2 separate regions of the Homo sapiens genome follow, and region 1 is linked to region 2. Evidence: read pairs that join two places in POLR2A ChIA-PET (ENCODE). Cell type or tissue: GM12878. All regions are shown on one strand. Each heading gives the region's core, and the rest is flanking DNA. Links, peaks and the distances in the headings are about the cores only.

What was found. ChIA-PET counts read pairs that join two places held together with the same protein. Peaks named below come from ENCODE experiments on the same cell type or tissue, not always from the same donor. Only the 100,000 strongest peaks of a DNase experiment are listed, where the experiment ranks them.
Region 1: POLR2A ChIA-PET joins it to region 2 with 10 read pairs; 1 of 35 experiments calls an interaction of 5 or more read pairs at or near these places.

Annotation. Positions count from the first base shown.
Region 1 is chr13:41,229,975-41,234,375 of GRCh38, reverse strand. It overlaps MTRF1 (mitochondrial translation release factor 1), which reads left to right. Exons shown (of 10, transcript NM_004294.4): 7 at 369-486. The region is part of intron 3 of KBTBD6-DT (KBTBD6 divergent transcript); the gene reads right to left. Among named protein-coding and RNA genes, the nearest start is that of MTRF1, 31 kb to the left of the region's middle. In GM12878, for the core only: no CTCF peak of the experiment used is centred there; a DNase peak (open chromatin) is centred at 2,325; H3K27ac peaks cover 654 bases.
Region 2 is chr13:41,125,355-41,129,755 of GRCh38, reverse strand. It overlaps KBTBD6 (kelch repeat and BTB domain containing 6), which reads left to right. Exons shown (of 1, transcript NM_152903.5): 1 at 1-2,187. Among named protein-coding and RNA genes, the nearest start is that of KBTBD6, 5.2 kb to the left of the region's middle. In GM12878, for the core only: no CTCF peak of the experiment used is centred there; no DNase peak of the experiment used is centred there; H3K4me3 peaks cover 745 bases.

The DNA.
Region 1 (4,401 bases), core at 216-4,215, 100 kb before region 2:
AAGACCCCATCTGTACAAGAAATTTTTAAAATTAACATGGCACGGTAGTGCGCACCAGTAGTCCTAGCTACTCAGCAGGCTGAGGCAGGAGGATCACTTAAGCCCAGGAGTTTGAGGTTACAGTGAGCTATGATTGTGCCACTATACTCCAGCCTAGGCAACAGAGGGAGACCCTGTCTCAAACAAACAAAAAATAGCATCCCATTGGAATGGGGAGTTTATTGCTCTTTCTTTGGTATAAGTTACTTCTCTTAGTCTAAAGGCTATAATTTATCTTAAAACAATACAGTTTATTTGAAAAATCTTGGAATCGATTTTATATTAAAGTATTCACGGAGTGTAGAATTATGCCATGCCTTCTGTTCTAGGTGGATGTGAAATTGGACCCCAAGGATTTGCGAATAGATACATTTCGAGCCAAAGGAGCAGGAGGGCAGCATGTTAATAAAACTGATAGTGCCGTCAGACTTGTCCACATCCCCACAGGTAAGCAAGCCCCTTGGCTTTGTACTTTTAACCCTTTTTCCATCTTACTCAGCATTTGGAAGGAAATAGTCCTATATGAGTGTCTGGTTCCTTGCACAGCTCTTTAAAAATGTCACTGGGGTTGTGGATCAGGATGGCTATTGTGTTCATATTTCCCTTCTGTTTGGAAAGATTCCTTTCTGAAAAGATGCAGACGGTGAGCAGACCTATTCAGGGAAGCTTCCCAGGTATGCTGGATGGGAGTGAGCAAACAGAGGTGCCCCAGCCTAAATACAGATGAAACACAGAAGCAGCCTTGCACAGGCCACCACCGTGGATATTCTGTCACCTTGTAGCATGACAGCTAACTCCATTAGGCTTTGCTGCACTAATGCTTTTATTTTGAATATTGGTAATTTTGGTATACTCTGAGGTAGTTTTGCTGTCCGTAATGTGATTTTAAATATTCCTACCGTTTTTCAAATTAAAATTTTATTTAACTCCTTAATTTTTTTAAATTAATTTTTACATTTCATGTATATGGTTTTAAAAGTCTAATGGCAAAGTCCTATAACAAAAAAACCAACAGCTCTCTGGACTTGTTCCCACCCTCTTCCTACTTCCTCTACTCTCAGTTCCCATTTCCTAAAGACAACCACTTTAAATTCTTTTTACTCACTTCTCTAGCTGCAAAAAACAAACAAATGAACCTCTTTTAGCTATTTCTTCTGGTAATTACCTCAGTATTTCTAAATAATAGGCAAATATTGCTCTTCTGACCAACTATAAAGATTATATATTTACATCTTAATGTGGTAGATGAGAATTTTGCCCTTCTTATATACCTTTTCTTCTTCCAAATATTTATCTTTTGGCAAAATTAATTTTCACTGTGTTCATATAATGAACAGATAGTGTTAGACGCTGAGCCCATTAGTATACAGTCCTGTGATTTCATTTCCTAGAGTTAATAATTACCTCATTGATTTTTCATTTGCCTACTTTTCTTTGACTCTGAGTCTGCTTACATCTTCCAAAAGTTGTGTAAAATGAAGTCACTCCAGTGCTCTCTGGAGACTCCATGACAGAGCACTCCATCATCTTGCTTCAGTGTGGACCAGCTGCTCCCCAGGACATTGCACAGGGGTTGTCCTGGTCATCAGCAGTTGGGGAGTTCCTTTCATCTCTGTTCTGTGTTGGATCCTCCCGTTTCTTGGGTTCTATATCATCTTTTCTCTTTGCTACTCTGTCATTTTAACAAAGCTCATCTTTAAGTGGCTTCCTGAGAAAAGATTTGTGACATGTAAATATTTCAAGGCTTTGTAGATCTGAAAATAGCTTTATTCTAACTTCACACTTCATCGATCATTTCATGGAAATAATTTCCCCTTAGAACATTGAAAGTCTTTTTCATTCCTTGTATTTGTTGCTTTCAGTTTAGAGACTCATGCCTTTCAGCTCTGAAATACTTTCTTCAATACTTTCTTGCATAACATTTTATTTATTCTTCCTGGGATTTCTATTAGTTAGATATTAGACCTCTTGAATTTGTTTTTTCCTCATATTGTCTGTCACTTTGTTTTTTAGTTCTTTTTCCTACCCTTTTTTCTGATTGTAAAAAAATTATTTTTTTAACTTTTGAGAGCTCTTTCTTGTTCTCAGAATTGTTTTCTCATAGCATCCTTTTCTTATTTTGTTGATACTTATTTCTTTTTTTTATTACTGAAGGATATTAATTTTAGTTTCCCTGAAGTTCTCTTCTGCTTTCTGCAGTGTCTCTGTTTCTTCTGAGTTTATTTTTGTTTCATTCTTGCTTTACTTTTCTTTTTTTTCTTTTTGAGACAAGGCCTTGGCCTGTTGCCCAGGCTGGAGTACAGTGGTGTGATCACAGCTCACTGCAGCTGTGACTTTCCCAGGCTCAGGTGACCCTCCCACCTCAGCACCACTCCCCCGTCCCAGCTTCCTGGTAGCTGGAACTATAGGCGCTTGCCACCATGCCTGGCTAATTTTTGCTTTTTTTTTTTTTTTTTTTGGTAGACACCAGGTTTCTCCACATTGCCCAAGCTGGTCTCCAACTCCTCGGCTCAAGTGATCTGCCTGCCTCAGCATCCCAAAGTGTTGGGATAACAGACATGAGCCACTACACTCAGCCCATTCTTACTTTCATGTTGGAAATTTCTAGGAATTCTTGGCTGTCTGTACATATTTAAGAGCCAGATTCTGAAGCTCTGAGTGCACTTATCCACATACCCATTAGTGAGTTCCACTGTGGAGCAGTTAGAGGATTAATCAGCTTTTTTATTAGGGACCCCCAGATGTCTATATCTGTAGACCTTTTCTCTTGTGAGTTTGTTTTCTCCTGAGAAGGATCTTCCAGGATACAGCTGAGAGTAAAGTCAAGGTCTCACCTTTCAATAGCAGTTGTTTACTTAATCCTCTTGTCTTCCCGCCCATACTCCATACTTGCCCTCCCTTATAACTAGTCCCAGGTCTGGAATTTTCCTGATTTAATTATCCAGAAATATACCTCCTGCCTTCTGCAGATTGAGGAAGGAGACTTGAGGATCTATTTGTTATTATAGGCTTTCTGTATTTAGCCCTAGCTCCTCAAGCCTGACTTCTGAAATACCTGGTGTCTCTATTTCTGAGCCTTTCTGGCACTTAGCAGGGCAAAGTGGCCAGTTTCTGGTCAGCATCTCCCTCTACAGGGAATTAAGTCTCACCTTCCTTCCAGCTGCTAAGTCATTTACCATTCTTCCATCCACTTTCTGTCTTTAATAGATCATGTTTGGGGATTATATATATCACCTAGTTTTATTTCAGATGGAGTTTGTGTTTCTGTTCTTTGTTCTTGTTGTAGTGTGATTTAAAAAAAGCGGGGTGGGGGCCAGGTGCAGTGGCTCACGCCTGTAATCCCAGCACTTTGGGAGGCTGATGCAGGCAGATCACCTGAGGGTCAGGAGTTTGAGACTAGCCTGGCCAAAATGGTGAAACCCTGTCTCTACTAAAAATACAAAAAAATTAGCTGGGTGTAGTAGTGTATGCCTGTAGTCCCAGCTACTGGGGAGGCTGAGGCAGGAGAATCAGTTGAACCCAGGAAGCAGAGGTTGCAGTGAGCCGAGATCATGCCATTGCACTTCAGCCTGGGCAACAAGAGCAAAACTCAGTCTCAAAAAAAAAAAAAGGGAAACCATCTTGAAGTCAGACATGATTATGATTGCTTGTATTGTTTGTTGTATGAAAAGTTAAAACAACCTAAATATCCAAAATAGGATAATTTCATACTTTCTCTTGTTTCCTTTATTGATTTTTATTCCATAGGAAACTGTTAAAAAAAAAAAAAAAAAGGCCCGGTGCAGTGGCTCACGCCTGTAATCCCAGCACTTTGGGAGGCCAAGGCAGACAGATCACCTGAGGTCGGGAGTTCAAGACCAGCCTGACCAACATGGAGAAACCCCAGCTCTACTAAAAATACAAAATTAGCTGGGCCTGGTGGCGCATGCATGTAATCCCAGCTCCTCGGGAGGCTGAGGCAGGAGAATTGCTTGAACCTGGGAGGCAGAGGTTGCAGTGAACTGAGATCACGCCATTGCACTCCAGCCTGGGCAACAAGAGTGAAACTCCGTCTCAAAAAAAAAAAAGAAAAGAATATATGCATGAGCAAAAGAACATAAAACATCCGTAATAATAACCCAGTAACCATTGTTGGCATATATCTTTGGTATACATCCTTTCAAATTCTTTTCTGTACATATAAAAATATGCCATTTTTTCCCCAAAAATGAAGTTATACTTTTTTTTTTTTCTTAGATGGAGTCTAGCTCTGTCACTCAGGCTGGCATGCAGTGGCCAGTGAACCTTGGTTCACTGCAACCTCTGCCTCCAGTGTTCAAGCTATTCTCCTGCATCAGCCTCCCAGGTAGCTGGGACTATGGG
Region 2 (4,401 bases), core at 282-4,281:
TCAGAGGCTGCAGAGAGCCGAGACTGGGCCACTGCACTCCAGCCTGGATGACAGAGTGAGACTCCGTCTCAAAAAAAAAAAAAAAAAAAAAAGGAAAAAAAAAAAAGAAAAAAAACCATATGTGTATTAGGGTGACTGAGTGGTGACTTCATTTATAATAATACAGAGAATAGCTATAAGCTCATTGACAGTAAAAACAACAAACCAGGATTCTACTGTTTGAAAAGAAGTTTCGTTTTAATTTTGGAATTTAGAATGTGTATTTGCAAAGTCACCAATTTTCATCTAAAAGGTTATATTCTAGTTGTGTCACCAAATCATCAAAAAACCTTAAAAAAGAAGTAACTTGCTTTGTAGGTTTGTATTGTTGATCTAAACCTGATACATGCTTCATTTAATCAGGAATAATCCTTTTTTTTCTGCTGGACATGTATAAATTTCACTGGATTGTATAAATTTTTATCTATTGCCTTAAACATTTACATGATTCTCAATATGTTTTAGCTGTACAGTTTTGGTGTTCATCTTAGAGGATTCTTCAGCAGAAGTGATATTTCTTTACTGTTTTGTGAGGTAATACTGATTTTGAAAATATATATAAGCTAAAAACAGTATTTCGTTGATATCAGTAGTCATTGTGTTAACTATAAAGTCAAGTGCCAGCAAAGAACTTTAAAACTGTAAAGCTGTGTATAGAACTGTTTTGTGTAGCATGGAAATATTCTGTCAGCTTTTTAAAGTCACTAAATGTTCTTGATTATCAGCTTGAAGGTATTTTTGTATTACAAGTTGACAGTTGCTGGGTGTAGTGGCTCATGCCTGTAATCCTAGCAACTCGGGGCTGAGGTGGGAGGATTGCTTCAGCCCAGGAGTTTGAGACCAGCCTGGGCAACATAGCAAAACCCCATCTCTACAAAAATAAAAAATATGTCTGGGCATGGTGGCCCAAGTCTGAGTCCCAGTTACTTGGGAGGATCACTTGAATGTAGGATCACTTGAGTCTAGGAGTTCGGGGCTGCAGCTATCATCTGCAGCTATAATCATAGCTCACTGCAGCTATGATCATGTCTCAGCACTCCAGCTTTGGCAACAGAACGAGATCCCATCTCTTAGAAAAACAAAGTTGATAGTTAAAGAACATAAGTGGATGATGGCATTTGAGGCCACTAGTGAAAGTATGTTTTCTCTAAAATATTTCTCTAATAGTGATATAAATGGCTATTTTATTATGATGTTTGTATGTGTTTTGTATTTCTCTGTAAACCATGCTCCAGTCTTTGTTTTTCTGTTACCATAATGTAAGAGAAGGTCCTGGAACAGAGACTAAATCCCACGAAACTGACATTGTTAAACACACTAAAACAGAAGTACTTACCTCTTGAAGATTTAATATATAATGGTTGACATGATACATGTACATGATGAATGACCAGATGCTTATGGTCTACATTTTCCTTTATCCTGTTAGTATTACCTTCCTTAATCTTTGTTCATTAACATGCTAATTCCTCTTCAGTGTTTATTTTCTAGTGACAGAATGCTAACATTTCTTACACCCTGGCAGAAGGGAGAGAAATGTGTTTTGGGGTGGGTAACTAAATTTTTGAGTGAAATATCATAAGATGAGAATGGAAAGAGGGAGACACAAAGAGTTATAACAAAAAAACAATGGTTTTTTTAGCCATTTGACTGGCTCTTTAAATAGTCTACAAGACATTCACGTTTAACATCACTTTTAGTGAAATAAAATGTGCCATACTAGTATGTGCTTCAAAAGGGCAAATGTGCTTTAGTGCCCTAAGGCTAAATTTTGGTCATTTGACATCAGAGATGTTGTAAGTATTGCACTTAATACGCACCTATTTCTCAATAGTGTTATTTTTTGGCTAGCATTTTCTTTACCACTATCTTGTTGATAGCTTTTTGTTCTCTAAGGTTGAAACATGACAGTGCTTATCTCAAACAGATTACCCATCTGCAGAACTAAGGAAAGCAATTTATGTATGAAAGAAATTCTTGAATTCGTCATTCTCAACCTTTGAATTAAAGCTTAGACTAAATAGTAATATATCGTGGGAAGGATTTTGGTTTTGTGATATTTCTGTGAATTAAGGAATAGATGTTAACCATTATTTTGTAGAAAAGTGATTTGTATGTGGTTAATTATAAATAAAACTGGTACCAGAACTTATGCTTCCTGACTTTTTACTTCAGTGATTCCACTAAATGTATAAAACTTTTGCGTGTGCAGTTAATCAGGAGTCCCCAGCCCCCAGGCTGCAGACCTGTACCAGTCTGTGGCCTGTTTGGAACTGGGCTCACACAGTGAGCTGCAGGCAAGCAAGCATTAGCTCTGCCTCCTATTAGATCAGCAGTGGCACTAGGTTCTCATAGGAGTGTAAACTCTATTGTGAACTGCGTGTGCAAGGGATCTATGTTACATGTTCCTAATGAGAATCTAATTAATGCTTGATGATCTGAGGTGGGACAGTTTCATCCTGAAACTATCCCCTTACCCCTAGTCGTGGAAACTGGTCCCTGGTGCCAAAAAGGTTGGGGATCACTGCAGTGAATGATACAACTAGCAGTGCTGAAATCTCTTCACGACAAGAAAATGTAACTGTCTAATTTTCCAATTAAGCCACACATATTTTAGCAAATGCTTAATATAATGTCATTTGTCGGACTACCATCTGTAAGATTTAGAATGACATTAATTATCTTTTGTATTTTTGTCCCTGTAGTCTGAAAAGCTGAGAACCCAAATTATTGCAAATTCTTTTAAATGCAAACGATAGGTAGTATTAGAGTTTTCAAAAGGATAAAATAGAAACAAATTTAGCCACTAACTTGTCTAAATATGGATTAAAGATTGAAATTAAGTTGTAATAGCTCTTTTTCATCATTTTTAATTGAGCAGGGATTTATTTTTCAATTTTTATATCTTGTTGAGAATCTGAGGAAAGCTTTTGATCCATTCCCAAGCAAAAGGCACATAATTTATAATATCAAGGATGTTTCACATTTCTGAAGCTCATCAGACCCAAGGTAAGAGCACTTGTAATAGGATCTCTTTTGCCATACCTGCTTAAAAATTTCAACACCCCTTTTATTATTCTAAATAACCTGATTTGTTTTGTTTTTAAATAGAGATAGGGTCTGTATTAGTCTGTTTTCATGCTGCTAATAAAGACATACCAGAGACTGGGTAATTTATAAGGAAAAGGAGGTTTAATGGACTCACAGTTCACGTGGCTGGGGAGGCCTCACAATCATGGTGGAAGGCAAAGGAGGAGCAAAGTCACGTCTTACAGGCCAAGCAAGGTGGCTCACACCTGTAATCCCAGCACTCTGGGAGGCCAAGGTGGGCAGGATCACATGAGAGCAGTTCAAGACCAGCCTGGCCAACATGCAAAACCCTGTCTCTACTTAAAAAATACAAAAATTAGCTGGGCGTGATGACAGGCACCTATAGTCCCAACTACTGTGGAGGCTGAGGCAGGAGAATTACTTGAACCCAGGAGGCAGAGGTTGCAATGAGCTGAGATCATGCCACTGCACTCCAGCCTGGGCAACAGAGTGAGACTCCATTTCAGAAAAAAAAAAAAAAAAAGGGGTCACACCTTACATGGCGGCAAGCAAGAGAGCAAGTGCAGGGGAGCTTGCTTTATAAAACCATCAGATTTCATGAGACTTATTCACTATCAGGAGAACAACACAGAAAAGACTCACCCTCGTGATTCAATTACCTCCCACCGGGTCCCTCCCATGATGTGGGAATTATGGGAGCTACAATTCGAGATTGGGTGGGGACACAGACAAACCATATTAGAGTCGTATTATTTTGCCTAGGCTGGAGTGCAGTGGCACAATCATAGCTCACTGTAAACTTGAACTCCTGGACTCAAGCCATCCTCCCACCTTAGCCTCCTGAGTAGCTAGGACTACAGGCACACACCACCATTACCAGCTAATTTTTTAAATTTTTTGTTGAAATAATAAACTCCTGGCCTCAAATTTTATCCTCCAGCCTCATCCTCCCAGAGTGCTGGGATTACACATATAAGCCACGATGTCCAGCCTTATTTATTTTTATTTTTATTTTTATTTTTATTGAGACAGAGTCTTGGTCTGTCTCCCAGGCTGGAATGCAGTGGTGCAATCTCAGCTCACTGCACCCTTCCCATCCCGGGTTCAAGCAATTCTCCTGCTTCAGCCTCCTGAGTAGCTGGGATTATAGGCACCTGCCACTACACCCAGCTAATTTTTGTATTTTTAGTAGAGACGGTGTTTCACCATGTCGGCCAGGCTGGTCTCTTTTAACCATGTAAGGTCTTCCACAGCTGCATCCCAAGTCTGCATTAAGATTTCAGATGCCCAGGTTGGTCTCAAAATCCTGGG